Regions from separate parts of the Homo sapiens genome. Here region 1 is linked to region 2. A link is a loop called in an ENCODE intact Hi-C map of the cell type or tissue named here. Cell type or tissue: GM12878. All regions are shown on one strand. Each heading gives the region's core, and the rest is flanking DNA. Links, peaks and the distances in the headings are about the cores only.

Evidence for each region. A loop is a pair of places that touch in the nucleus more often than their neighbours do. Peaks named below come from ENCODE experiments on the same cell type or tissue, not always from the same donor. Only the 100,000 strongest peaks of a DNase experiment are listed, where the experiment ranks them.
Region 1: it touches region 2 in a loop (2.0-fold over the local background); 1 of 110 quality-filtered maps calls a loop at or near these places.

The regions. Positions count from the first base shown.
Region 1 is chr4:10,616,376-10,632,127 of GRCh38, forward strand. The region is part of intron 2 of CLNK (cytokine dependent hematopoietic cell linker); the gene reads right to left. It overlaps LOC105374480 (a long non-coding RNA gene), which reads left to right and starts at 4,673. Exons shown (of 5, transcript XR_001741593.2): 1 at 4,673-4,777; 2 at 4,959-5,467; 3 at 6,425-6,475; 4 at 8,404-8,544; 5 at 12,130-12,760. In GM12878, for the core only: a CTCF peak has its summit at 6,531; a DNase peak (open chromatin) is centred at 6,576.
Region 2 is chr4:10,801,794-10,817,545 of GRCh38, forward strand. LINC02498 (long intergenic non-protein coding RNA 2498) reads left to right here. Exons shown (of 4, transcript XR_925377.3): 4 at 6,934-7,144. Among named protein-coding and RNA genes, the nearest start is that of LINC02498, 72 kb to the left of the region's middle. RefSeq lists an enhancer at 4,346-5,545. In GM12878, for the core only: no CTCF peak of the experiment used is centred there; a DNase peak (open chromatin) is centred at 8,318.

The sequences.
Region 1 (15,752 bases), core at 4,432-9,431, 190 kb before region 2:
AGTATGCTGTGTCAATATCTATAACATTGCGAATAGCACAAAATAGGACATATTCTTCCAATATTGAAAAGTATTATCTGATTCAACAAAGAAGCTGCCCACATCTCTGAAGAACAAGTAAAGTCCTCATATTTCTTTGTTGTTCCACTTTTGTTTTACTCATTAATACAAAGGAAAATAGCAGCAATATTGATGTTAGAACTATACTAATTTGTCAGTTGCAACCATAGATTTGCTAAAGATATGAGAGTTCAGCAAAAATCAATGAAATCATTCTATGAGAAGGAACTGACTATATGGAATTTATAATGAAGAGTACTGCATATTTCATTATTATTTGTAAATTATGTACTATACAACTTTTATACCAGTAACATTTATAATAAAGTTGTGTGTGTATATATGTGTGTGTGTGTATATATATATATATATATATATATATATATATACACGCATTTTTTTTTCTAGAGAATTGTTCAACATTTACTAAAATTTGCCAGAACACCACTGGCTAACCCACCTTAAAGCATTGCCATTTATAATGTCTGTGGTAGAACGAACTCAGCTTGGGGGTCAAATATAGCTAGTACATGGCACACCTAGGATGAAACTCTGGGCTTCTGGCCTGACAATGATTTTACTGCTCTGATCCACATGCTTCTTATCTTTCAAGTGGGAACAGTATTAGTGTCTTAGTTGTACTGTGAGAGTGAGTGCACAATATAAGTTAATGCTACTATCCTTTCAAGAATAGCAACACAAAAGAAACAAAAATCCCATAGAACTTCCTCACCTCCCTCTCTTTCCTCCCCTCCCCATCCCAATGCATACATATATAAATTAAGAAACCTCCTTATCCCTTGCTTAATATGCTAATGTCTTCAATATTTGTTTATCTGTTCTCTAAGTTCAACTCTCCAGCATCTATTGTTTATAGCTGGAGATATAAAACTGGAGATGATCCAAGTTCAATCTTCCTTTTATCTTCTCCCCCAAAAGAATATTTGTTAATAGGATTGATGTGTGCAAAAGGGGAGAAAAAAATTCCAAAATCCCCTTACGAACTACCATGTGATATGTAACTGTAAGGTATGGATTTCTCACCAGTGGGACTATGAGCTGCTCATTGGAAATTTCTACTTCTGTCATTTTCTGTACTAGACACTTGGTAGTTATGCAAAACTCTCTGGTAAATTAAATGGCAATGAAATAATAGTCAATTTTTGCTCAGAACATTAAAAATAAAGGCTTTAGCTAGTGATCCATGAGCCAAGCCAGACTTTTGAAGCTTATGGTTTGATTTTCAGTATCTCTACTGTTATTTTGTTTTATTTGTACCATATAGCCAGAAAAGACTGAAAAAGACGGAAAAAGAGTTTGTTACTTCTTTGGCAGGCTCATTTTGTGGTTCCAACTCTGCGCTTTTCTACTATGAGTGTAATCAGGAGAGAAAAAACAGCTTTGTTTGCTTTTGTTTTTGATTTTCATCCTGGGCTGTAGGGAAAGATGTGGAGGCATGTTCCTTACATCTGAATCACTAGTGTTTTAGTTGGGGAGCAAAGAGGAAATGAGCTTCTACAAAAGAATCAAGATTCTGGAGATGGTTTCTTAAAAAGTTGAACATATGACCCAGTAATACCACTCTTAGGTATCTACCAAAGAGAAATAAAAATGTATGTTCACACAAAGACTTACACACGAACATTCTTAGTAGTATTATCCATAAGAGCCTCAGACGGAAAACAACCCAAATGCCTATAAATTGGTGAGTAGATAGACAAAATGTATACTCATGCAATGGAATATTATTTAGCAATAAAAATGGATAAACTGTTACACGCGCTACATCAACTAACCTCAAAAATATCATGAAAAGTGAAAGAAGCCAGACACAAGAAAATACCTATTGACTGATTTCATTTAGGTGAAATAATCCAGAAAAGGCAAATCTGTAGAGAAAAAAGTAGATTAGTAATTGCCTGGGGAAGTGGGTGGGGGACTGGGATCAACCATAAATGGGTATAAGAAATCTTATTAGGTTGATGGAAATCTTCCGAAACTGATTTATAGTGAGAGTCACACTAGTTGGTGAATTTACTAAAGAATCATTGAATAGTATACTTTAAAATGGGTGAATTATATGACATGTAAAATATGCTGTTTTAGTTTATTCTTGCACTGCTATAAAGAAATACCTTAGACTGGGTAATTTATAAAGAAATGAGGTTTAATTGGCTCACGGTTCTGCAGGCTGTACGGGAAGCATAGCTGCTTCTGCTTCTGGGGAGGCCTCAGGAAACTTACAATCATGGCAGAAAGTGAAGCAGAAGCAGGCACATCTTCCATGGCAGAAGCAGGAGCAGGAAAGAAAGGAGGAAGGTGCTGTACACTTTTAAACAACCATATCTCACAATAACTCACTCAGTCACGGTTATGTTATGAGAACAGCATCAAGGGGATGGTGCTAACTCATTCGTGAGGACTCTGGCCGCTGGATCCAATCACGTCCCACCAGGCCCCACTTCCAGCACTGGGCATTACAACTGGACCTGAGATTTGGGTGAAGACACAGATCCAAACCATATTGTATGCCTAAATAAATTTATATCTAAAAGAAGGTTCAGGAGAAAAGTACATGTTGTCAGCATTCTTTTAGCCTTGATCAATCATCAATGAGTGTCTCAGGCTCTGTCTTTGACCACAGAAAATCAGTGAGTAGCTCTGTGTTCTACACTGCCAGTTGCACAGTTCCGCTGAAACTTGGTAACACATTAGTCCTTCTGGAGCTATACTTGCAGGTAGGCGAACACCCATGGACCAAGTGCTGTAATTCAAGCTAACAATGCCTAGCTATCTCCAAAGGCAATCGCTGGAGCCTTTTCACGCTAAATTAGAGGTAAGCATTGTAATCACCGGCTAGGAAAATAAACTCACTCTGGTTTCAGGAGCTTTGTGTTTTTAAACCGGTCAGACTCCTTGAACTGCTGCCAGCAAACCATGAATATACATCAATGGGAGACAGATGGCGCCTTTGGGACTGTGTTTTGGTAATAATGATGTGGTTAACCTTGTTCGAAATAAAATGAAATGTTTTGAGCTACCATCCCTCCCAAAGCACCTTGGCTGCTCTCTGTGTGGCAATGACTTCACTAATTAAGTGTTGGAATTAGCTTCATTTCTGCAGGAAACATAGGTGTGTTTGTGTGTGCAGGAGGGGTTGGGGTGGAAAAAGAAAAAAAAGGAAAATAAATAAAAGGGAAAGGAAAAGGGACATTCAGTAAATGAATGGGTTGGAATAGATCTCTCTGATCTTCAAAAGACAGAATTAAACAAACAGCAACAAATAGAAAGGCGGTCAGCATGGTGTGCTATGTGATCCACACAGGCTCTCAAGTAGTCTTTCCAGTATCGTGTGGAGCTGGCATTCCTATTTATATTTTACAGATGAAGAAACTGAGGCTAAGGAGGGTAAAAACTCTATCCCAGTCACCAAGAGGTAAGAGGCTGCTACAGGCCAGACTCTTCTGCTTGGCTCAAAGCCCGGGGCGTTTTCCCATAATACTCTGTGTTAATCGCTGGTGGGTTTCAATGGTACAGAAAGAGGGAACCTCAATCACCAACCCCTGTTTTCTTTTCACACAAGAATGTGAGAAATCTGTAGACTGGATAGTCCCTTCCTTTCTCTGCTCTTCACGGCCAAGTGAGAAATTCTGCGCATCAAGAAAAGGGGAGAGAACTGAGCATGCGTCTCCTCTTAGACGCATCCTCCTCCCTTTCCTCAGAGCCTAAGCACTCACATCTCCTCGTTGTGAAAATGAAGGATTTGAATCTGGAAACGGGAAGCTGTGCACTCCAATCACATGATCCGTAGTAGCCGTAACTAACTTCGTTCCCGAGATGCACCATTTTACTAGGAGGCTGTTGCTTCATTTGGAACCCATTGCTTTGTCCTTTTCAGAGAGGTTTTGTCACCCAGAGGATCCATGTCAACACCAATGCCAGAAACCCACCTATCCTAAAGTCACCTCACTCAGGCACTGACTTAACTGTCAAACAATCGTCACTGATTTTATCTAAGCCACTCAGTAGGACTCCCTCTAACCAAACTGTCCCATCCCCTTGCATTTTTCTTTAAAGGTGCCATTCATTCCTCCAAGAGCATGCAGCATCTCATATCCGTAAGGTTTCTCATGCCTAGGCTGCAGGGCTCCCTGACACTTCCAGAGGCAATTTGTTCTTACTCTGCTCTCAAAACCGAGACCCAGTTCTGCCTTCTTTAGCGTGGGGTGCCTGCCTGCACCTGTTCTATGGCTCCTAATTCTCCTGGTGCTCTGTGTTTACTTCTCTTATAATGTTGACAGTACAGTGATGTAACTTCTGGCTTGCTTGACTGCCATTTTACAGATGAAGAAGCTGAGGCTGAGGAGGGTAAAAACTCTACCTCAGGCTGGGCGCGGTGGCTCACACCTGTAATCCCAGCACTTTGGGAGGCTGAGGCAGGCAGATCACAAGGTCAGGAGATCAAGACAATCCTGGCTAACATGGTGAAGCCCCGTCTCTACTAAAAATACAAAAAAAAAAAAAATTAGCCCGGCGTAGTGGTGGGCACCTGTAGTCCCAGCTGCTCAGGAGGCTGAGGCAGGATAATGGCGTGAACCCGGGAGACAGAGCTTGCAGTGAGCCGAGATCATGCCTGGGTGACAGAGCGAGACTCCGTCTCGAAAACAGAAAAACAAGAAACCAAAAAGCCCTACCTCAGTACCTCAGTCACCAAGAGGTAAGTGGCCGCTGCAGGCCAGACACTTCTGTTTGGCTCAAAGCCCAGGACGTTTTTCCACAGTATGTCCTTGAAACGCGATAGAAGTGTCTTCCTGGAGAGGGCAGAATGGTAACAGGACACCTCAGACAGGGGGATTCTTGAGGGCAGGGACTGTATTTTATTTGTCTTCTAATTGCAGCCCCAAGCAGAGTTACCGGAAGATAGCTGACATGTATTAAATGTTTGTGGAATAAGGAATACATGAAGAAGTCTATCATTCAATCAAAGAAAACTAAGTATCATTGGAGGTCTTTCCATTTTGGGGTCCAGTGGGTGTCCTTTGAGTCAAGAGCATGATCTTCAATAGACTTGGGGCCAGAAATGTGACATGTGTCTGAATCCAATCAGATCCAGTTAAGATCCACAAATGCTAGTCACTGGAATCTGCAGCCCTTGAATTAATTCTGTCCTTAGATTTGATAAGCCAATGTCAGATTTATTGTTGTTATTTATTATTCTGTCCCTCCAGGATGACATTAGGAACATACTGTCAAGAAAAGGATGATGCGTGTGCTGCAAAATGCAGGACAATTCACTTTCCAGGTGGGGTCTGGGGCCTGTGGCTTCTCTGTGAACTTTCTTTGTGTGCTGTGGAATATTTTCCAGCTGCAGCCTATTGTCCTGTGATTAGACTCTGGGGCTCCACAGGTAAGAGATGAACAATTCTAAGGGTAATTGAACACTCCACAAATTTTCACAGTGGATCAGCACTGTGCCATTTAGCCCAGGTATTTCTGTGATTGCGATGCTGAGAAAATGTACACCGTTAAGTGGTTGTCAAATCACTCTTTCATCTGAGCAAAACAGGACTTGTTATTTGCAGTCTAGGTCATAAAAGCAAGTGGTTTGGGGAAAATGGCTGCTTAGAGACTAAGAAAAAAGTTTTTGTTTGGAAATTTGAGTTCTTAAAATCCAGGCATCAAAGATTTCAAGGAGTAGAAAATACTTAAAAGTCTTTGCATTCTCTTCCCCTTTATTTGGTAAATACCATATAGATTGTTAGGGGCATAGCCAGCCTGGAACCAGGAGTTATAATGATATTATTCCCATTATACTGATGGAGAAATTGAGGCTTGTGGTCATATAGTTTTAAAGGAGGGACTCTGGGAGGCAAACTTGGGTCACCTGATTTCAAGCCTTATGTTTTCTCCAGACAAGTATGTCACTTTGTTTATTCTTGGGTTCGTTTAAAAATGCAAAAGAAATGTCATGCTCCTTTGAGAGCTTACAATTCATGACGGGATGTGACAGGCTACAACAACTCATGGCTAACTGCAATAACAGGCATGAAAGCCCTGACCAAGGAAAGAAGGTCTTTGCCCAACCTTGGTTGAAACAGTATAGGACAGAAAGGGGGCACCCACACCATCTGGAAGTTTTCACCAGTTCTTTGTCAAGAAAGAACATAATTTTGGTATTAAAACTTGTCATGGTTTGGTGGAAGGAACAACAGTACAAATGCATACCAAATTCATACTATGAAATTTGCCCATTTTGAGTATATAACATTGATTTTTATTATGAAAATATCTTAGTCAGCTTGGGCTGCTATAACCGAATAGCATGGACTGGGTGGTTTGAATAATAAACATTTATTTCTCACAGTTCTGGTGGCTGGAAGTCCAAGATCAGGATGCCAGCATGGTCAAGTTCTTGGTGAGGGCTCCCTTCCTGGCTTACAAACAGCCACTTCCTTACTTGGTAGAGAGAGGGAGCTCTGGCCCCTTCATCCCTTACAAGGACACTAATTTTCTTCAGAGGGGTTTCACCACCATGACCTCATCTGAGCCCATTTATGTCCCAAAGTCCCCACCTCTAAATACTATTGCATTGGGGATTAACTAGGGCTTCGATATGTCAATTTGGGGGAAACACTAATATTCAGTCCATAGCAGTAAATTATACCTTAATAAAGATTTTAAATATTAATTAAAAAATCTGCATTACCTACAGTTCTCATTCCAGAAAATGAGTCTCCCATTACTCAGTTGAGTCATTGATCAGCTTCATGAACTCCTGACTTAACAAATCCCTCTCTAGGTTTTTCGAGATGGATACCTGTGTTGGAGAGGGTTGACAGACCATTCTCTCCAAGATTCAGAGTATGTAAAATCAGAGAAGCAGCCGTCTTATAGGATGCTCTTTTAATAAAGCCTCATACATTTCTCTTTCAACAAATGTTTGTTGAGCATCTCCTCACTGCCTCTGGGTAATACAATACGGTGGCCAGAGTAAGAGCTCTGGAATCTGACTGTCTGGCTTCAAATTTCAGCCACTAACCTTGTAGATATGCAGCCTCTAAAGCTTAGGGAATGCCAGTACATGTTTCTAAGCCTCCAATTCCTCATCAATATATCAGGTGAAGGGCCAGCTTCTACTTCATTGGATAATTGAGAGGATTTAATAAGATGACGCCTGACAAATATTTAAATGAATTAGATGTATAAACAATATCTAAAGTAAGTTTTAGATACTAAGTGTTAACCACACAGGTGATAAAATACTTAAAAGTTTGTGCCCTGAACTGTAGGGACTCCTTGTTTAGAAGGGAAATAGGCAAATAAGCAATTTCAGTTCAGTGTGAAAAGTGCTCAGATAATGAAAAATACATTTGCTACAGAAGGAGAACCCAACCCTAGAAAACCTTCTGTGGAACTCTGAGTCAGGACAGTGATGTCTTCTCTTAAACGGTAAGAAATGTGCATGACTGAAGAAAGATAAGAAGTGTAGACTAGTGAAGAAAGGAAGAAAACATGTTAAATGTTACATGCAGCAAGGTACGTGTTTAACGTGAAACGTGAAACATACATTCCTGTGAAATGATGGTGTCCCAGTGACGGCAACAACCTAGAATTTTCTGAAAAGAACACTTTTCAGTTTCCCCATCTCTAGGTGGAAAAGCAAATAGCCCGAGTGTTTTAGGTTTACACAATCTAAACAATCCAGAGCATGTGAGCTGGAGGAATGCAGATGCTGGAATAGGTAAGCACTAGTGTGCTTTGCTGAACCCTCACCTCAAACCATGTTAAACAGTAGATATTTCATGAAGATAAGCAAGATAACCTCCAGCCATGTTAAACAGTAGATATTCCACAAAGATTAGTGTCCAGTAGTTTTTTGGTTTTTTTTTGAGACGGAGTCTCGCTCTGCTGCCCAGGCGCCATCTCGGCTCACTGCAAGCTCCGCCTCCTGGGTTCACGCCATTCTCCTGCCTCAGCCTCCCGAGTAGCTCGGACTATAGGCGCCCGCCACCACGCCCGGCTAATTTTTTGTATTTTTAATAGAGACGGGGTTTCACCGTGTTAGCCAGGATGGTCTCGATCTCCTGACCTCGTGATCTGCCTGCCTTAGCCTCCCAACGTGCTGGGATTACAGGCGTGAGCCACCGCGCCCGGCCAGTTTTTTTTTTTTTTTTTTTTTTTTTAAACTTATTTGATAGCAAATACAGCAGGTGTATTTCCTGCAGGACTTCTCAGGATGTCTCAGGATCTCTAAGATGCCAAGAAGCATCATGAAACTCAAGAGAGTTTGAGCTGCTTCCCATAGTATTTGGTTATGAAACAACTCATTTTATTCTTTTGCAGAATCTTGATGACTAGCATTTGGAGGAACACACCTTGGGAAATGGTGATTCTGTCCAAACTTTTTGTGTTATGGCTGTGAGAAATAGACTTACAGAAGGAGATGTCCGCCCCACATCTCTAAACTCATGGGTGGAAACTCAGGTTGAACTTAACGTTTTCTCGATTCTGTTTCCCTGATTTCAGAGACAAGAGTCTGGGATGTCTTTCTTGGCAGTTTCCAAGGACAAATTACATAGTTTTACTGGGCAGTAGAATAATAACCATCATGGTATTGTGAATGTGAACCCATCTTTCATTCCCAAAGCTGCAGGCAAGCCAAGATCACAGTAGCATTAGCTCAGAGATGCCTTTGATAGGAAGATCTCTTGCCCATGGTGCTGTAAAGCCATGCAGGATTTTAACAGACCAATCCACCAGGCCCTGTGGATGGCTGGCAAGATTTGAGCCTTGCTGTGACAGGGAAACATTAGCCGATATAATTGAAAGCAGAGCTGTCCGCCACTCTGCAGAGGGAGGTGTTTGGCGTACAAAGGCAGAGAGAGGGGGCAAACATGACAGGCTGACACCACGGGGAGGTTATTTCAACAATTTGTGTTTGCTTTTCTCACTGCCTCTGCCCTGAGCTTGGCCCTTCTGGGCTTGTTGCTCTCTTTCCAACAGACTGGTCCCCTTAGACCCAGTGAGATCATCAATAGACTTTGGAAATAAAGAGTGCCAGATGGTTATTGTACTACAGGCGTGTGCAGGTGCATGTGCTTGTGTGTAAGAGGGAGAGACAGAGAAGGACAGACACAGAGAGATACAGAGAGACAGGGTCAGAAAGATAAAGAGACACAGAGGTAGAGAGAGGCAGAGACAGAGATTAAAACACAGAGAAAGAGAGACAGAGAGAGAGCAACAGAGTGACAGAGACAGACAGGCAGAGATAGAGAGAGGCAGAGAAACAGAGACAGCAGGAAATAGAGAGACAGAGAGTGACAGAGACAGAGGCAGAGATAGACAGGAAGAGACAGAGTCAGAAAGCAGAAACTGGTTCTGTTACCAATCAAACTCCTACTGATGCATCTGAGGCCAATGTAGCTCAAGGCTGAGGGTTCTCATATGGGGAAGGAATTCTCTAGACTAGGGAAGGAAGCCAATGTGTTATGACCTTCTCTGTAGTGGGCACATTCATTTCAACCGTTCTTTTAATTTAACCTTCACAGAAACATTCGTGTGTGGAAATGATTCCCACCTTTAAGGTGTAGAGGCTGAATCTTGGGGGACATCCTTCACTCGTGCACTTTGACTGGTTGGGGGTGGTGCTGGCTTCAAACCCAGGTCTCCCTGGCTGGGGCTCATGCCTTGTCCACTGTGCAGTGTCCGCCTGCCCAGTACAGCTCTGCCTCAGTCCCCATAGAGCTGGGGAAGTGGCCTCAGAACCCTGCACCCCATTGCTGCATCTGTGGAGTGAGGTTTGCTCTGAGAGCAATGATCTGAGCAGCTTTTGTCACCAGGATGCCTGGATTTTAGACAGACAGTTCCTCTCTCCCCTTTTTGTTTCTCATTCATGCTCTCCTTCTCTTGCTTCTTTTTATTTCGTTGACCCACATCAACTCATCTGCCTTTCCTCTGATTCTCTTGAATGTCATTTATTCGCACCAAATTCTTTCTTTCCTGTAAGACAACTGGAGAAAGTCAGCTTCTCCCTCCTCACTTTCCCCTTTCCTTTCTTTTTTGAAATTTAGTTTTTAAGTTTATATTTATAGAATATTTTTATTACAAAATTAACACACGAGAAAATTGAGAAAAGTACAAGAAAAAAACAGGAAAATAAAAATCGTATAATACAAACGATATATTCTGGTTTGTGGCACACATATATGTAAATACTAATTTTTTGGTAAAAAATACATGCATTAGGATATATGCACTATGAGATGTACCTCCATGAAATCATATTTGATGACTGCATTACAGTTTGTAATGTCACTGTCATAACGTGTTTTAACAATTTCCCAAATTCACAGTTGCGGACATGTGTTTTAATGTCTGACATGGAGTGTCATGCCACGTGCTTTATGCTTCACTCCTGGTTCTGCCTTTCACTACCTTTGTGTTCTTTGAGTAGGCTGCTTAATGTCTCCCTACCTCAGTTTCTTCACCTGTAAAACAGGGAGAGATTTTGTGCCACGTTTCATCCATAGACTAGCTCTAGAATCTGGTTCTCATGATACAGCCAGCCTCTGTAAACTTCACCCAAGCAATTTGCTACATCAGCGAGAGGTCAAAGCGGTGTCCAGGGCAGCTTTCCCTTTAAGTCTTTCCAAAAGACTTAAACTTTCCTTTTTCTTTGAAGCTGTTGGCAGGAAACTTGATATCCATAGAGAATGGGTTCATTTTACTTGACGAAAACTGTGAGTTTTACAGACACCTCCCTGAGGGCCAGGAGTAGCTACAGACTGTGGAGGTGGAAGGTGTCCCAGGTGTTGGAACACAATTGCCACCTTTATGCAGAACAGGAAGCACATCCCACACACCTCAAAGCCTGGCCCTGCACCAGGACTTTAGAGCCTCAACAAAATGAGAATTGTCCCTCCCAAACTTGCCCTTTTCTCCCTCTGTTCTGGCATTTGGAGGAAACAATACCTTTAAAAAGCCATTAGCCACATAAGCTTCTGTATGGTTACTTATTTAATATCATTGGCATTGGTTTCTACTTAGTAACATAGAGTACTATGTTAGGTCTGATTCATTGATCCAAACAACATTGCCACTTGGAACCATGACTGGAGCGTAGTGGATACTGTCAAGGCCAGGGAGAGAGAGACAGAGAAGGACGGACACAGAGAGGGACAGAGAGAGACAGGGTCAGAGAGACAGAGCGTCTCTCTGTCTCCTCCTTCTGCTGCTGCAGGGTGATTGCTAACTACTCATGTTTTAATCCTTTTTGGGAGGATTGCCTTTGACTGACAGGAGCCACAGGGCTTGGTGATGTCTGAGAGGTTGGGTTCCCCACTCCCACCCCCACAGGCATTCTGGGCTACAGACTGCCTGAGCCCCTCACCTCTGGGCTTCACAGAGTCTGTGAAATAGCTCAGCTCCAGAACTTACTGAGAAATCAGGCTTAGGTCAGGCCTCCCCATAACACTTCTTCCCCCTTCTGTCTCCCTCTTTCCCCTGCAGGGTTCTGCTGCAAGAGGTCCCCGCATAATTCACTTGCACCAGAATCCAGGTCTCAGACTTTGCTGCTAGTGAGACCGCCACCTCTCACTTGGATAACAGCCTTTTAACTGGCATCCTGTGTAACCCTCTTGGCCTCCTCCAATCTGTTTCCAGAAAGCAGCCTATGGAAGCTTTTCAAAATGTGTACCTGTTTATATTACTCTAATGCCTAAAAACTTGTAACAGCTTCTTGCTCTTGGGACAGTGTCCCCATGGACCTATATGGTCTGGTCTTTAATAATCTTCGAAGGCTTATCTCAATGTTTCTCCCTCACACAAACTCCCTCACTGGCCTTTCATTTCCTTAAAAGGCTTGTTTAGTTAGACTTGTTTTTTTTTTTTCACTCTTTGCTGAAATTCCTAATTGTCCTTCAGATTTCAACTCAAGGCTACATTCAAAACTCAGATGAAATCAACTCATAGTAGTTTGCAAATATTCATTTATGAGATTAGTTACATTTTTCGGTCTGTATTGATGTTAACTTTGTCAAAGTCAGGGTCTGTTTCTCCTTTGCTCTCCAGACTAAGACGGCACCTAGAATGTGGTCCAGCACATTGAGAATAGAGCAGAAGATGAAAGCTGGAGGGGCTGAGGGGCCTTGGAGGCAGAGTTGGGCTCAACTTCTCATTCCCTGGGACGAACTGTGCACAGTAGCCTCTGCTCCTCCTTCTTCAGTGAAGACTGCGATGCCTGTGTTGGGGCTCAGAAACCGATACCCCAAAATATGATGCTTTGTACATGCTGAACTGAAACAGGAGCTTTAAGCTCTTTCAGGCCTCCCCACATCTTACCGTCTCTCCCAAAGTGTAGGATTCTCTGAAAGTCTTTGTCTGCCTAAAGTCCAGACCTACCAATGAAGAAAACAATCACCTCCTGCCCTTTGTCTGAGTTTTCATGAGCTGAACCCATATTGCAGGAAGGAAGGCTAAGATCTGTCAACACACCTGGGCAGACTTTTGTCACAAACCATTGTCTGCTCTGAGGACCCAAAAGAGCTTGTCCCAGATAATTGCCTGTTCTTTAAGGCTATTAAATTCTCCCTGGTAACCATTTACTGTCCTTCAACGGAAGTCCTCTTCTTCCCCCTCCCATGACCTGTATGACCAGCTCCCATGCCCCCATTCTTTCTGTAACCTCAAGATGGTTTATAAACTTCTGCGCCTCATTGAGGGGTTGGGTCTTCATTCTGAGGGCTCCCGTGTCACCTAAAGCTATGGTCAGATACATTTGTATGTGTTTTCTCCAATTAATCTGCCTTTCGTGAGTTGATTTATCGTGAAACTTCAGAGGATGAAGGAGAAATTTTCCCTTTGCACCTATGCCTGCCACCCTCACAGGCTGTGTGAAGGTCCTTCTTCAAAAAATACTGGCTATTCTTGGCACTGACCTGGCCTCGGCTTTCAGGAAGAGAGGGGAGGCAGGCTCCCTTTCCCAAGACATGCTGGCAGCCTGAGAGTCAAGGCCATGGGGTGTTCACAGATGAGGCCCCCTGATATTTACATGTCTTAGGGATCAGAAGTGGGCACAGCTGGGGCAGAGCGAGGAAGTGCTAACACCCACCAGGCATCTGCGAGGGGACGCCCACATCAAGAAAACCTCAGCACAAGGTTGAGTGTTTCAGCAAACCTCGGGGAGATTGCACATTTACTCATGAAGAGACCACATGGTGAGGTCAGCCCCAAAACCAGGCCAATGTCTCTCAAGCCCAACTAGTTTTCAAGACAATGTCTTGCAACTTATAGAGTTTGGGGGGAAGGCAGTGTGAAGTTCAGGGGGGAAGGCAGTGTGAAGGTGAGCATATCAGTAGCTACCCACCATGCTGGCTAATCACTGGGAAATTCTTTTATAAACAGCCACAGTCTCTCTCAAGTTTTCCAAAATTAGAACCTCTCCAAATTTATTTTTTTCAAGGCTTCAGAAATATCCCATAAATCTTTGAAAACGAAAATTTCTTCTCTCTCCTCAGTCCTCACCCAGGGCTTCTGATGCTGCCAGTCAATCCCAAGTCATGCTTGGTGTTTGGGGACCACGGCAGTGCAAAACCTCTGAGGGCCTGGGGAGAAGGAATACCTGCAAGACTAAGAATAATGAAGGGATATAACAGAGGATAGCCTCACTATGCTCCTACTCCAGAAAATTGGATTATTGTCTGCAAAGATTCCTCAGTCTTGTGGACACTGATGAAATATTGTAGACTGGAATTGAATCTGGCTTGTTGTCTGTTTGTTTATTCCTGAGCCTGATAATTTATTTGAACAACTTTGCCTTTCTATAGTACATGATGATCGGCAAGTTACTATGACACGCATTTGTACCCATTGGACTCTGTGACCATTCTGAAGATAAGCTCTTGTCACCCTCCTCATGGAAAAAAATGGAGATTCATGAAAGTCAAAGGACTGGCCCAGGCTCTCACAGGCAAAGCTGGGATTCCAACTTGTGTCTAATGAGCCAGAAGCTCAGAGTCGTTTCCACTCTTTCTGCTCACTCTACACCAAACTCTGGGCTATGTGTTGTGGATTCAAAAATTTTGGAGCCACTGTCTCTCCAAATAGGCTGTGAATTCTAGGAGGGGAAGAGCCAATAAAATTAATTATAGCACTATAGAGGGAGAGGGAAGGCTTATATACCTTTCCCCAAGTCCACTTCATTCCAATTTCCTATCTATCTACACCATCTGAGCATCCTTCTTTCTCATTCATTCAGTCATCAATTTTTAGTCCATCTTTTCATTTATTCATAAATTTGTACATTTCTTCAGCAATTATAACAATAAGCCATTACTTATGAGGTACTTACCACAGCCTGGTCACTGTGCTAGGTAGGCACCACTGCCCTATAGGTGTTGTGATGTCCATCTGCTTGTAGCAGGTAAGCAGGATTGAGGGCGTTTCTCTCATTACACCAAGCCATTTATCTCCAGGCGTATTTGCCAAATGAATAAATGGATGGAGAAATAAATAAGGGCTGTACTGATATTATTTACAGAATGTATGAAAAAGAAACACAAAGGAAGAGATTCCCTGACTTTTTGCCACAGACCAATGGCACCAAATGCCAGTGCTGCTTTACGGAATCAGCATTTCTGGATCCACTTGCATAGCTTAAAGAAAGCTTCTCTTTTGGCCTTCTGTGTCTCTCCTGCTCCTCCTGATGTCTAGCAGTCTTTGGGTAAATATGGTGAGGTCAGCCCCGAAGAGCTCTACAGGTTCTAGGCAGAGTCTGAGTGACTGCTGCCCAGAGCATATTGATTGAAAAGCACATTCAAGTGTCTAAGGTATGTGTCCTCTCTCATAAAGGCTGAGTACTCCAGCTGCCTTCTGCGGGAAGTCATTTAATGATGTTCTGTTCTAGGATAGGTGGCACTCGGTAAGTAGAAGGCTGGAAACCAGAGATAGGTGGGAGAGGAAATATTGCCTTTGCCCCAGATGCTCAGACCAAGAAAGAAAGAAATGAAATGACAGGGGAGGAAAGATCACAATTACAGGCAGCTGTAAGTTTTGCAGATCTTTGCATTATGTGAAAATAAGATGAGGACCCTTGGTGGATAGGCAGTTGATCAATCAGTTAATCTAGACATGTATATGCAATGGTCAGGAACTAGGGGTAAAGCAAATAATTTTAAACATTACAGAACAATTTCAGTAATCTTTGATTCGTGTCTAATATTAATTCATTCTAGCCTCATTACCAAGTAACCAAGATATAGAGGAGAGAAAGGGAAACGAACAAGTGAAAGGGAAAATATTTCAACTGTAGTGTCTGCCAATTAGAAAATGTTCTTTTTAGTCTCAAAGCAACTCTATGACATAGAAGTTACCTTTACTTTTTAGTGAAGCTCACACAGGCAAAAGGATTTTCTCAATTCTCCTTCAGAGGTCACACAGCTATTGGACAATTGGGTAAGGATTCAAATATGTCTTTTTTTGAGGTCTGTCTTTTTATTTAAACACCTACCCCTGTTTCTGAAATAGAAGGCTCAAGGTGCGCATTACCTGATTTACAGATTGAGTTGCAGTATAACATGGTGGCTGAAGGCATGAATAGCTCTTGTCTAGGGTGTTTACCTGCTATCTCTAATTGGATGACTGATAAGCATGTAAAATTTAAAATATCCAAAACGTAACTCTTAACATTCAAAACT
Region 2 (15,752 bases), core at 6,419-11,418:
TCACTCACTATCATGAGAACAGCATGAGGGAAACTGCCCCCATAATTCAATGACTTCCACCTGATGTCTCCCTGGGATTATGGAGAGTACAATTCAAGATGAGATTTGGGTGGGGACATAAAACCTAACTATATCAATGAATCTCCAGTTTTGCTGGTAGACATAGAGGTTGGTGGAGAGTTTTGGGCTAAAGGTCTCAGGACTTGCTTTGCCTATCTCTTAGCAAGTCTAGCAGAAATGGACTTAGTCCTTTTCTGTAAAATACAGGTGCAATTTATCCCCATTGTCCCAAACCTGGGACATTTTGGGATCTCAGTGGAGACTAAGAAGACAAATATATTCTAATTTTTTTACAAGTTTAAGAGATTACCACATATTCTAGGAGAAGTGAGTAGTTTGGTGCGACCAGAATAAATGTTTTTCTGTGCTAAGGATGGGCAGACTGGCTGGGATCAGATGATAAAAGCCCACATAGTTCTATTTTCCATGATGACTAGAATCATGCCTTTTATTCCATCTTGCTCTTAACTTATGGGTCCCAATCCAACTCTGGCTCTACCCCTCTTCCTCCTACACCATTTGTTTTACCATGTATAGCAGACTGAATAGTTCTATGTCCGCTCAGAACCTCTGAATATGACATTATTTGGAAACAGTATTTCTAGGCATTATCAAATTAAGATAACACCACACTAGATGAGGGTGGGTCTTAAATCTAATGACTGGTGTCCTTACAAGAGGATGACAGGCCATTTTGAGACACAGAGAACACCTTTTGAAGATGGAGGCAGAGACTGGACTAATGCATCTAAAAGCCAATGATCACCAGGAATGGCCACAGCCACCAGAAACTGGGAGAGGCAAGGAAGGATCCACCCCTGGAAGCTCTGTGGGGACCATGACCCTGCTAACAGCTGGATTTTGGACGTCTGGCCCCAAGAACTGTGTGAAAATAAATTTCTGTTGTTTTAAGTCACCAATTTTGTGGTAATTTGTTCCAGCAGCCCTAGAAAACTAATACAACACCACCTATGATTTCTATACTCATTTTTTTGCTCTAACGAGAATGCAGGTCCCTCAGATGGCAGAGTCTAGGTCTTATTTCTCTCTGGGTTTTCCTTGGCAGAGTGCTTTGACAAGAGACATTTATTATAGATTTGCTTCAATAAAAGCATTGATAATTAGCTTTAATTTGAAATCACTTCACAACAAATTGGAAATTTATAACAAACACGGAAGTGTGAATGGAAGAGATGAATAATTATATGCTATTTACTACTACTATTGTTTCTGCCACATAATAGATCCCCTCTCCCGTTAACTTCAAGTTCTCACTCAATTATTTGGGTCAATTCATATTCTTTAGAAAGAGCTTGCATCTTTATTCAACACATTTAAGCTTCATCTGAGGGAGTGAACCAATTAAACAAAAAACTAAGTAAAATAAAAACAATTCTGAAAGTGCCAGTAAACAGGAAATTATTAAAAATTACTTGGATAATGGATATTTAGAAGAATGTAATTTTATTTTAATTTACTGGCAGAGAACTAATTGTTCAATTATTAGAATACACAAAAGGAAAGATAATGTGGATTTTGTTTTATGAAGTATTTGTGTGTGTGTGTGTGTGTGTGTGTGAATTTCTCAGGGCAGAGTTCTGTGACTAAGACCTTCATTTTATTGCATTTTTACCTTGCCATTTATTTTTAAAATCTCTCTCTGTTACTTAGGCTGAAAAAAGCTTTTGAAGATAAACTATCCCCCAATAAAAAGAATCTTGTTCTTATTATATAAAGTGGTATTAATTTAAAATGAGGAAAGTGAGATTAATTTATCAAAGCAACTGAAATGTGGGAATGTAAAACAAGGAATTAAATATATCATTTTTGCCCATTGTTCACATTGTATTATATATGTGATTGCACATAAAAACAAAGAAGTGAAGGAAAACACTCCTGACTTTTATTAGAGACTTTACAGTCCTACATTAAATGTTTTGCATGGAACCTTCTCTTCAGCGGGGATTGCAATTGTCACTTCTGAATTATTGCAGACTCCACTTTGGTGGGTCTCAGATTAATGAGGACTGACTGCATATGTAAAATGGGAAGGTCATATGCGGACAGTGTTTTCTTGATTCTTTCCTAATAAGTCATTCCCAGATGGTGAGTTACACCCCAGAGACTGAAGTTTTTCAAGTTTGTTAATTTTTTTCCATCTTACTTCCTGCTGATCGATATGGCTACCAAAAGCAGCTTTCTGCAATGAATGCAATTTAGCTAATGAGGAAGTAGGCAGCACTTCTCTTTGAATTATGGATCGTGTGCTTCTCCATATGTCACTTTCATTGGAGGAACTGAAAGGAGGATTCATATTATTGTTTTATTTTAACCAGAATGGCTAAAGTTGTTGGCTGTCTATACTGAGTGGCTCTTTGTGTGGGTGAGTAAATACTCTTTGAAAGTGGAAACTTCCTGACAATAAAATGTTACTGGCCAATGGCAGTCAGTAAGTGAAGGTCTGGTCCAGTCTCTTTTTTAAATTTTTATTTCTATTTTTTTGATTGCCTGTGCACCAGGTGTTTTTGATCTTGAAAGGTGACAGAGATTCTCTGCTTGACCAAACAGTAGCCAGTCTCCTGTGAGCCATCTTCTCAACTAGACCTCAACTTTAACCTATAAAGATTTGAACAGACACTAACGTAGTTTTTAATAGCTCAACCAAATCCAAGGGATGACTTTAGCCCACTTGAAAGTGCCTGCCTGAGAAAGCTCAAGGTTGCCAGAAGAATTTACTGCTTGTTCCAGCCAACATGTGAAGAGAGGCCCCCTGTCACCCAGTCTCTGTGAGAATCTAGAAGCCTAAATTCCATAAGCACCAGTTAGCAAACCCAAATGGGTGTTACACGGACCAACCCCCACTACACACTTTTTGTAATTTTTCAGTTCTCTGGCTCGACTGAGCTCTGCTCACCCACTTCCCTGCACCCTTATTCTCCCTTTGAAACATCCAGTCACCTCTGTTACAAATCAAAGTTGAGTCCAGTTCATGATGAACCCTTTCCCTAATGCAATGGTTATTATGGATTAAAATCCATCTGCACCACTTTAACCAGTGCCTAGCTTTGTTTATCTTTGACAGAGGTCATGTTTTATTTTTTATTTTTTTTTATTTTTTAAATAGTGGGAGAGGTTGGTAATAACCAAAGTCTCCATCAGCTCTGGCATCTTTTGTTTCAATAATGTGATGGTTACTTTTGTAAGCCAGCTTCACTGGGCTAAGGAATGCTCAGATGGCTGGTAATACATCATTTCTTGGTGTTTCTGTGAAGGTCTTTCCATAAGAGATTAGCATTTGAATCAGTGGACCCAGTAAAAACGATTTGCCCTCACTAATGTGGGTGGGCATCATCCAATCTGTTGAGGGCTCAGACAGAACAGAAAGGTGGAGGAAGGCTTTTTATGCTTGAGCTGGGACATACATCTTCTCCTGCGTTTGGACAACAGAGCTCCTGGTTCTCAGGACTTTGGATTTGGACCAAGACCAGGATTTGCAACATTGGCTCCCCTGGTTCTCAGGCCATTGGACTTCGATTGAATTACACCACCAGGGTTCCTGGGTCTCCAGCTTGCACACAAAAGACGATGGGACTTCTTAGCCTCCATAATCCCATGAGCCATTCTCTCATAAGAAGTCTCCCTCTCTCTCTCTCTCTTTCACCCATTGATTCCTTTTTTTTTTTCTCCAGGGAACCCTGACTAATACAAATATAATAATTGCCAGTGGGATACTCTGGAAAATAATGGTTAGCCTTCTGTGAAATTTGATGCCTATCATCTGTTCCCTGAAACTTCCCCTACGTACTTAGAGAAAGAGAGTTTGCCCACATGAGTCTTTCTCATGCAAATAAAGAAAACCCTACTTTGTTTATTTCCATCACCCCATTGAATAGCTTTCTTGCGCTACCTCAGTTTCTCCAAGGTCTTAGGGGGCAGAAAACAGAAACCTTTGGCAAAGGTCAAAGACAGAATGAAACACTAGCTTTATCGATGAATTCTTCTTGAAAGTCAAATTATGTGGTGGAGTTTCTTTCTCCAACTCTCCAGAGGAAAAATCAGTATACACAGGTGTATTAGTCCATTTTCACAATGCTGACAAAGACATACTCAAGACTGGGCAACTAACAAAAGAAAGAGGTTTATTGGACTCACATTTCTACATGGCTGGGGAAGCCTCACAATCAGGGTGGAAGATGAAAGTCATGACTCATATGGCGGCAGACAAGAGAAGAGGAGAGCTTATGCAGGAAAACTCCCCTGTTTAAAACCGTCAGATCTTGTGAGAGTCATCCACTATCACAAGAACAGCTCAGGAAAGCCACAATTCAATCACCTCCCACTGGGTTCCTCTCATGACACATGGGAATTGTGGGGGTTTCAATTCAAGATGCGATTTGGGTGGGGACACAGCCCAACCATATCAACAGGGGGCTCATAGTTTATTGGTATGGTAGGAAGCAGTAGATATATCCCTTGTGTAGCTCAGGTTTTCTCAAATCACATCAGCCTCAAAATTAAAACAAAAACAAAATATGTTTAATTAGATGACATTCTCTGTTGGTGGGGTTTTGGAGAACAAGCATCCTCATACTGCTGGCATAAATTCAAAATGGTACAATACCTATAGAGGGAAAGTTGGCATTATATTTTTAAAAATCCATGCATATTCATTCTTTGTCCTGACATACTTCTAAGTAAATATCCCAAGGGCAAACTGATTAGAAAAACCCCACAAAATCTAAAAGATGTACACACACTGTTGTGCATTATAGCATGATTTAAAGTGACATAGGAGAGGCGGAGTCACCAACTGGCATGGCTAATTGACCAGCTGGGCAAAAGGCATCAAGGCTACAGTTCACATTAGGAGCTGGAGGAATCACAAGGAAATTGGCTGATCAATTTGCAATTATGAATGGATGAGCGCTGTTCCAACCACCCAGAAGTGAAGGATTGGGTCATATCTTTCAGTCCTGCTGGTAAGCCACCTTGGCCTGCTGAATAGATGTCAAAGGGGCAGACCATAAGTACCAGATGCAGCCTGAGCCCAATGACAACATAGGGGCTTTAGCTTGTTCTTCTAATGTCCTCTTTCCAGTTTCCCCTCAGAAACAGGAGCCAACAGGACCATGAAGGGGCTGCTGCTGTAGTGTGCATGGCTGGAGTGTTCTGCCTGGTGCAAGGTATTGACTGATGGCAGCCTGGGGTGGTGCTACTCAAACATTCCCACTTGCTCCTCTGGCTTCCTTTGCCCTGCTTCCGTATACACAAGTAAAGAGGCCCCCTGACTTTCACATCTGACTTCCGACTAATTGCCTATTACTCACTTCAGCTGTTCATTATCATTTTGTAATGCATCAATGGTCCTTAGCAAGAGCCATCTGTTATGGACTGAATTGTGCCCCACCAACAAAACTCATATGTTGAAGCCCTAGCCTCTCATGTGACCATAGGAGATAGAATCTTTAAGGACATAATTAAGGTTAAGTGAAGTCATGAATTAGGCCTTAATCCAATAGGTCTGCTGTGATGATAAGCAAAGGGACAAATACCATAGCTCTCTCTCCATGTGCTCTCAGAGGAAAGGCCATGTGAGGACACAGTGAGAAGGCGGCCATCTCCAAGGCAAGGGGGGAGGCCTTAAACGAAATCAACACTGCTGACACCTTGATCTTGAACTTCCAGTCCCCAGAACTGTGATCAAATGGTTTTCTGTTGTTTAATCCACCCAGTCTGTGGTATTGTATTATGGTACCCTAGCAGGTTAACCCATTATTCAATCCTCTTAACATTACAGCTACTATTTTCTCCAGATATCTTAAATGCCAGATATGCCTCTGTATTTGATGTATTCTTTTCCACTGAAGTAGCCTCCCAGCTTGCCTTCAACAAATGTTGTAACGATTAGACTACCATCTTCTGTGAAACCTCGCTCTCTTCCACCTTTTACCAGGAATGGGGTCCCCCTCCAGCCAGGCAGTGGGTCATCCAGTTCCAAAACCCCTCTCATTGACCACTTTATCCTACCATATCTGTCTTGACAGTTGTAAGATGGATTTTTTGGAGTCAGGTGCTGACATGGCTGTAAGATATTTATTAGGAATCAACATGTATCATAGGAAGCAGGATTGGTTAAAGGAAGAAGTGAATTTCAATGCAGGCAAAATGAACATCAGAAAACATGGTGGGGAGCTCTGAAGCTAGTACTTCCCGTCAGATGATCCTGTGTTGGGCCAAAATGGCCAGGCCTTTCTACTCCTACCTTGCTCAGTCTCCAGAGATGGGCTGCCCTGGACAGGACGTGACTGCAGCTGGGGCAGCTCTCTGCATCTTCACAGATCCTGAAGGGTTATCAGCTAGAGGCCGTCTGCTGAATACATCTCTACAGCTGAGCAGTAATCCTTCCTTGCTGGGGACATGAGTTTCACATAATCATATTTACTTCTGTAAAAACCTGCAACAAAAGTCATTCTTAGTAATGGAATGTTTAAAAGCATTCTTTTCTGTGATGAGGAGAAGTTTCTCCTTCTGATCCCTTCTATTTGACATAATATTAAAGTGGCTTGCTAGTGTAGTATGGCAAGGAAAAAAAGAAGGAAAAGAAATAAGGATGATAAAAGAAGAAACAAAACTGTCATTATTTACAGATAATTTTTCTGTTATTTTTAACAATATTGTTGCAAACTATTTCAACATGGCCCCACCAATACCATCTCATATGCTGCTTTCCATGTACCTGAGACTCCTCCCACTGAGAGAGATCATCTTGCTCCCTCTCCTTTAAGCTGGGAGGGAATGAATGACTGCCCAGATCAATGGAATTCAGGAGAAGTAATGTTATGGTTCACTCTCTTTTCACTCTCTCTCTTTCAGAACACTCACTTTTGGAACCTGGCCACCATGTTGGAAGGAATCCCAGAGCACATGAGGAGGCCTTTTGGGGGTGTTCCAGCTGACAGCCTTAGCTAAGGTCTTAGCTAATAGTCAGCATCAACTGCTGGCAAGTGAACAAGGCTTCAGATGATTCCAGCCCTCAGCTTTCCAGCTGAAAACATTGTAAAGCAAATACAGCCATTTCCACTTTGCCCTGTCTGAATTCCTGACCCACAGAAGCCATGAGAGATAACAAATGATTACTAGTGCTTTAAGCCACCGGGTTTGGGAATCATTTCTTATGTATCAATAGATTACAGCAAATGTCAAAAAACTATAGATAAAGTTAGGATGATAATTCAGCACAGTTGCTAGATACAAAAGTCAATATTGAAATCAATTCTATTTCTATATACTGGCAACATACAGAAGTCAAATTTAAAATTTACAATAGTATAAAAATATAATTATCTAAGAACAAATATAACAAAATCATATGAGTCCTTCAAAGAGATAATCACAGAACTCAATTAAAATATACTGAAAAAGACCCCAAAAAGGAGATATGCAAGATATATATTACACTCATGGATTCACAGAATTAATATTGTGTAGATACCAATTACCTCAAAATTGATGTACTATATTGTACCAACCAAATCACAATCACTTAGTAATGTGTTGAGCTGATTTTAGAGTTCATAAGAGAATTGAGAAGTCTAAGAATAGCCATGGCCTTCTGGAAGAACAAGGTGAGTAGTTGGTCTCCAGATTATAAAGATAAAGGACTATAACAGAGTTACTGGTGCAAGGACAGAAACATTAGCAAATGGAGCACAGCAGAAAGCCTGGACACTGGCCTGCATAGATATTGAAGCTTTAGATACAGCAGATGTGGTATTGTAGCCACATGTGATGATGTGAACTGATGGATTTTTCCACGAATGTCATAGAACAATTTGGTATCCATATTGAACAAAAAATGAAATTAAATCCTCCTACAGAGAAACCAATTCCTGGTGGATTAAGAACTATATGTGAAAGGTTTAAAAACACAGATTTTAAAAACAAGATAGAAAAATATTTATAAACTCAGTGTAGAAAAGGGTTTTTTTTTCTTCTTAAAAATAGTCTAAAACCCATGACCCAACTAAGATTGGTCAATGTGACTGCATTAAAATTACGAATTGTATTCATCAAAAGAATCTCTATAGCTTACAGATGAAATAATACCCTGTGACTTGCTTCAGAACAATTTAGTGGAGCCAGTGGAGAGGGAAAGGTGTATATCTGACTCAAAGGGAGCCTGAGATGGTGGTCATTGTGACGAGGCAATGTTCATAATAGCAAAAACTGGAAATAACCAAAATGCCCATGAATAGTAGAATAGACCAAAAAAATGGCGTATTCACACAATGTAACCATAGAGCAGTCAAAATGAACCACAGTTATGTGCATCAGTATGAGTGGTTCTCATCTGGAGAACAAGAAACAAACCACAGGTAATCTATTCACTAAGATTCAAAAACAGAGAAAACTAAATGACATTTGTTGAGAGATTTATACATGGTTGGTAAAATGATGGTTACAACATTGTATGTAGTGGTTATCTCAAAGAAGGCACAAAGATAGAGACAAAGGGGCTTCTACATTACTTACCAAATTATATTTCTTTTCTTTTTTGAGACAAAGTCTCACTCTGCTGCCCAGGCTGAGCGCAGTGGTGCCATAACCACTCACTGCAGTCTTGACCTTGTGGGCTCAATCGATCCTCCCATCTCAGTCTCCCAGGTAGCTGGGACTACGGATCAACGCCACCACTCCTTGCTAATGTTTTAATCTTTTGTGGAGAGGAGGTTTTGCCACGTTGCCTAGGCTACTCTCCAACTCCTGGAATCAAATGATCCATCTGCCCCCGCCTCCCAAAGTGCTGGGATTGCAGTCATGAGTCACCACACCCGGCCAAAATTCTATTTCTTAGTGGTAGTTTCATACATGTTTCCTTCATTTAAAAATTTTATATTGTATATATATTTTAATATATTTTTCTGCATATAAAATAAAACTCACAATAGAAAAGAAAAACAGCAATAGATGTAGCTATTATGACAAAGCTCAAGAAGAATAATGCCTGCTATTTCATGTGTAGTATTTCTAATTCAAATTTATGAATTAGTTTGCCTTTATTATTAATTATTTTTAAATGAATTAGCTGCCTTTCTTTGGGCTTGCTTTAAAAATGAAGAATCACCACTATCGTTCTCTGATTCATTCATTGGTCTGCATATTTTCTGGACTGTTCTTGTTTGAGGCATGTTACTACATATTGGGGGCACAGAGATAGATAAGACTCAGGCCTTGCTCTAAAAGAGTCTGCATTTCAGTACGTGAGTGTGGTTAGTGGGAGCGAAGGATTAGTTGAATAACTTATTGCCCAGAGCAATGGTTCTCAGACTTGAGCATGCAGCAGAATCACCAGATGGGTTGGCAGAACACAGATTACCGGGCCCCACCCCCAGAGTATCTGATTCAGGAGAGCAAGGATAGGGCCTGAGAATCTGCATGTCTCACAATTCCCCAGTGATGCAGATGTTGCTGATCCAGAGGACCCTGCTTTGAGAATCACTGCTTTAGAACATTTGTATGATCTGAAAAGTATTCCTTAATTTAATGACTTCTCTCTTCTCAGATAGTTTTTTTTTGTTGTTGAAAAAAACTAAACAGAAAAAGAAATGTATCAACCCCCTATTCATGTAAGCAGGTTAAAATATAGTATTTTATTACTCTTCACATAACTTTTCTTTTGTTTGGTTTTAGATCTTATGCTTTCTTGATACAACTAAAGCTAGAGAGACATGGAAGTGGGGAGATGACGTGTCCATGCCTAAACTGGGCATCAGGAAAGGGGGGTATGCTTTAGCTGTTACTAGATCAGGCAGGGATTCAGAGCTGAAGCTGCTCCTCAGGGGAAAAGAGGTCAGACCCTCGGTGAGTTGTGTGGAATTACTTGCCCAGTGGTAGCTGGAGGGGCCCAGATTCAAGAGGCTATTGAAAGGCAACTCAGGATTGAGGCATCATCCCATTGGAGATAGTGGTTGTTAAAAATTTAGACAGATTCAAGAGGTAAAGATGAAGAAGATCAGCTAAAATGATCAAAAAGTTACTGGAATATGTTCATTTTTTAAAAAGTGAAAATGACAGTGGTTTATTTGGTTTCCAAACAAGAGGTTCAGAGGTGGCCAGTCCCGGCCCAGGGAATATGCTGGATGGTGCCGTCAAGGGCTCACCATCCTCAGTTGGTGACTATTTTCATGATCCCTGGAAGGCTGCTGTCCCTCCAGACACTTCTGTATTCCAGGAAGGAAGAAAAAAAAGACAGCAATGCATGAAAGGGTTCACAAGCTGTCAGGAAAGTAAAAGCTTTCCTGGAAGTTGCAGCCAGAATTTGTCTGCTTGTACCACGTGACTAACATTTCTCCATGTCCCCCAGTGCACAACGTGTATGTATATTAAATCATCTCATTGTACACTTTGAAAGCATACGATTTGTCAGTTAAACATCTTAAAGTAAAACAAAGACAAAACAAAAACCAGAAATGTAAAAGAATATTTCTGCTTGAATCTCACTGACTGGAACCATGCCACATGACCACCTGAGGGTGGAAAGAAGATAAGGGAGGTGGAATTGGATATGGGATTGGCTAGCCAGTGTCTGCCACACCAAGGAGAGACCCTGTTAGTTCCAGTCTTCCAAATGTTAGTCTTTGCCAGTTTTTTGGGACACACAATTTATTCCAGCAGAGATTTCTCTTGATAGAGTTTAATGTGAAACCATGCATTTCTCTCGGCAAGGCAGGCAAATTACTCCCTCTCTTGGAGACTCATTCTGGCTTGTTTCATAGGATGGTAATTTAGGTGCTGTCTTTGGAAACAGACTTCGTTGGTTTGAATCCTGGCTCCTCTTATTAGTTGTGTGACTTTGGGCAAGTTACTTTCTCCCAGTGTCTGCATTTCTTCATCCATAAAAGAAGAATTAAAAGTGGTTCTCACCTTATCAGAGTATTATAGGAGTTAACACAACAGCTAATATAGCGCATGTGAAACAGAACAGTGCCCAGTCCAGACTAAGCCCTGGATAAATGGATAAATGTTAGCAATTACTCTTCAAAGGTTAGAAATTTACGTGGTCCCAACCTTTCTCACCTGGTTTATGTAAAATGCCTCTCATTTCCTTCATACTAATTGAAAACTTATTTTTCATTTTCCTTCAAGTTTCTTGTTTCTGGAAGCCTAGAGTTGCACCCAGTGTGCATTTCTCAAGTGACACGGTTGCTAATCTCTGTTAGGCATTCCTGTCCTGACAGTCAGTTCATTGCCATGAATCTCCACGTTTTTGGTGAGACCTGTGACATCCACTTCCTAGGAAGGATGCTGCTACCTTAGACCTAACTTTTTTCAGCCTGAGACTTGAAACTTGCCCCAGCAGATTCCCAAACTGAAGCTATTGATGTTTCTGAAGCACGTGCTTCTAGCAACCCTGAAAGCTCTGGTACCTCTGCCCTGTGTTCCTCAAGAAACAGTCTTTCCTTGGCTTTTAAATGTTCCATGCTCAAAATAGCATTTCTATTTGCTAAATTTCCTTTTTCTGTTCCAATATTATTTTGGGAAGGCTCAGCTGGGTTTCCTAACCCCTTATTATTCTCTGGCAGGTCACTTTCCTTCTCTAACACACATGGGCCTAGCCTTGTTTGTTGGGTTTCTGTATCTCCTTTCCTTTCACTATCCCACTGGCTTCTGGCCCAGATATTTATTTCACTAATATTCTCCTCTAGAGAACCTCTTGTGGGGTTCCCACAGTGAGAGATATGGAATGAACCAGCCTTGGGCCTGAAAAGAACACACTTCCAGAGCTGAATAATCCAATCCAGTAAGCACTCAACCATGAGATCAATATCTAACCCAGACTTGGCTTTGCTTTATTATTTTCTGGTCCAGTTCCCCTTTAAGATATTTCAAACTTTCTGTGCCTACCTGTTTTAGTCCATTTTCATACTGCTATGAAGAAATATCAAAGACTGGGTAATTTATAAAGAAAAAGAGGTTTAATAAACTCACAGTTCCACATGGCTGGGTAGGCCTCATAGTCATGGCAGAAGGTGAAGGAGGAGCAAAGGCACGTCTTACATGGTGGCAGGCAAGTGTGTGCAGGGGAGCTGCCCTTTATAAGACCATCAGATCTTGTGAGGCTGGAATAAGTTACTCACTATCATGAGAACAGCATGGGAAAACCTGCCCTCATGATTCAATTACCTCCCACTGGGTCCCTCCCATGACACATGGGGATTATGGGAGCTATAATTCAAGATGAGATTTGGGTGGGGACACAGACAAACCATATCATCACCTGTTTTTCTTTAATTCTATAAATTCATCAATCATATTCATTCAGGCACAGATAATATCACCATGCTTATTTCAATAATTGGGCCCTTGAAGCATACCTAGTAAGTCTTAATCAAACTAATAAAGTTTCAGTCAGTCTTTACCATTCTTCACCATGAGATGATGCTAGTCTATGGAATATAAGCCCCTTCCCTCCAGCAAGCATCAGTCCCCCACGTTTTTGGGTTAAACTACTTGGAAAAAATTCATTGTCTTTCTTTCACATAAACACAGTAAGTACTCCTAGGGTTGATTGTAATGTGACCTTTCAGACTGAAATGTCATCATAACAATTCAAGTAAATGCTTGGTTATTTGCCAGCCACTCTATGTAGTAGAAAATCTATTTGATATGCTTTTAAAAGCAAATCTTCACATAAGAACAAAATGTTCCTGGTATGTTCAAATCACTTGCTATAAATTCTGGAGGACATTTGAGTGCAATTGCATTAAATGTAACACTGAACTCTCAGATTAAAATATTCAGGAGGGCAGCAAACTTATACATTAGTATACTTTTTATTTTTCAGGGAAAATAGTAATTGCATTCATAAGAAAAGAGATAGATATGAATGTAGACATTGACACCAGTGAATTCCAGGGCAAGTTGACCACAGTGTTATTTACCATTTGAAGTAATCTTGAAACCCATCAAGAGAAAATATGTTGCAAAAACTTTGTATTGTTTCTGTTTTTATGTAAGGGCTTTTACCATAAAAAAAAATCTAGTTAAAGATTTTAAAAATAATAAAATCATTTAAAAAACACATGACATATCTTTAAATGCTTATAATTAAGATTTTAAAGTAAGCATTTGGGCCAGGCATGCTGGCTCATGACTGTAACCCCAGCACTTTGGGAAGGGGAGGTGGGTGGAACACTTGAGGTCAGGAGTTCGAGACCAGCCTGGCCAACATGGTGAAAACACATCTCTACTAAAAACACAAAAATCAGCTGGGCGTGGTGGTGTGTGCCTGTGATCCTGGCTACTCGGGAGACTGAGGTGAGAGAATCACTTGAACCCAGGAGGCAGAGGTTACAGTAAGCTGAGATTGCACCATTGCACTCCAGCCTGGGAGACAGAGCGAGACTCTGTCTCAAAAAATAAATAAATAAATAAAATAAAAATAAATAAAGTAAGAATTCATTCTATTGTTATGACAAATTGTATACACCCTAAATTGTTAACAATATTTTGTATGCATACCTATTCCAGCTACCTACCATTAATAAATAGGCTGTTCAAGGTCAAGGATCAAGTCAAAGTTATCTATGTATTTCCAAAAGTAAAATTATATTGACATCTAGCAAGGTACTCAGTATTTTTAAAAATAGAATACATCTATTACACCATGAGTTAAATTTTAAAAAATTCGGCATTCCCTAAAAACAAAAAAACAAAACAACAACAACAACAACAAAAACCCAACTGTTGACCTTGTTAGTCTAGGGAGGGTGCAGTAGAAGAAAAATTTAGATTAACAATCTCCTGCAAAATTTAAAAGATTTTGAATTCATATTATTAGTGTCAGAGCTGACCAACACTTAATTTATAAAAAATAAATACACTATGCATGACCCAATTTTATTTAAAAAGTAAAATATTATTTTTGACTGAGAAAATAAAACAATTTTCTTTGCTGGATACCCTATTTTATCAAATCTAATACAAAAACCTTTTACTGAATATACTTTGTTTTCATAAACTTCTTCACCATATTTTTCATAGTTGTTCCTGTGAAATAGTTGTTAGTAAATACAAAGTGATTTTATTAATTCTAACATTTATTTTTCTTTCCAAACAGAAGGAAAGAAAATAATTACTTGTATGAAATACTTGGCATAATGGCTCCACTCATTTATTTATTCCATTAATACTGAGTGCCGCCCAGGTGTCAGGCAATGATACAGGTACCGGGGACACAGAAGGAACAAAGTGGACTGAAATCCTTCACTCTTGGAGTTTATTTTATAGTTGTAGTCTAGACAGACCAAAATTAAAAAAAAAATCAGTACATCTTACAAGTCTGTTAAAAGGTCATAAGTATTATGTAAAAAATAAATTAGGGAAGGAAGATGGTAAGTACTGAATACTGATAATGTATGTGTGCGGGGGCACTGCAATTTTAGATAGGAGGATCACAAACGCTTTTCTGAAAGGGTGACATTTGAGCAATCACTTGGTGATGTATAGGAGGGAGACATGGGTGTCCAGAATCATGTCAGGTGGCCAGAATGGTAAAGACCTTATACTAAAATATTCCATGTATAATTTATGTTTGCAAAAACAGTCTACTAGGAATCCTACCTGTAGTACTGACACGGAAAGGCTATGAGACCTTCTCAAAGACCCTTTCTCTCTCTTGCTCTCACTTTCTTTATCTGTAATATACGGGGTTGAGCTTCATTGGTTCTCAGCCAGTGTGGTCCGAATGATTCTCAGCCAGTCTGAGGGCATATAGGAATGCTAGAGAGTATTTCTGGTTGCCCCGATGTTTGGAGGAATACATCTGACATTTAATGGGTGAGGCCCAGGAAAAGTAAACCTCTTGTAATGCATAAGACAGCCCAGTATAACAAAGGCTTGTCCTGCTGAAAATGTGAATGGGGCCTCTGTTGAGAACACTGGGCTAGGTCATCAGGAAGTTCCCATCTGGAGCTAATGGTGAACGTTGCCGAGCCTACGCGAACAGGGAACGCTCACTCCCCATTCCCGTGTTTCCAGGTGGCAGAACATCCACTAAAGTAACCTGCAGGCCTCTCTCCACTCTCTCCATCTTTCTTCCACTTTTCTGTTTGGTGCATTCAGGGCTTAACTCTTTCTAGTCTTCTTCCTTTGTACATCAGCTTTTTATTGCTGTGTAACAAAATATTACAAACCTAGTGGAGGAAAACAATACCCATTTATTAGCTCACAGCTCTGTAGGTCAGAAGTCTGGCATGGTGTGATTGGGTTCTCTGTTCACGGCATCCCAAGACTGACATCAAAGTGTTGGCTAGGCTGATGTCCGGTCTGGGGGCTCTGGAAAACATCTGCATCCAAGCTCATTGTTTGCATTGGCAGGATTCAGTTCCTTGTCACTGTGTACTAAGGTTTTCCAGTTGCTCAATGGATGTCCACCAGTGGCAGTCTCAGCACTTAAAGGCAGCCCACATTCCTTGAGACTAGGTCCCCTCCAGCTTTAAGGCAGCCAGAGCATGCTTCCAATCGCTGACTTCTTCATCTCTGACCTTTAGCCCAGTTTTAAAGGGCTCATGTGATTAGGCCAGGCCTACCTGGATAATCTCCCTCATAATAAGGTCAACTGGTTTTGGACCTAAATTATATTTGCAAAATTCCTTCAGAGAAACACCTAGATTAGTATTTGATTGAATAAC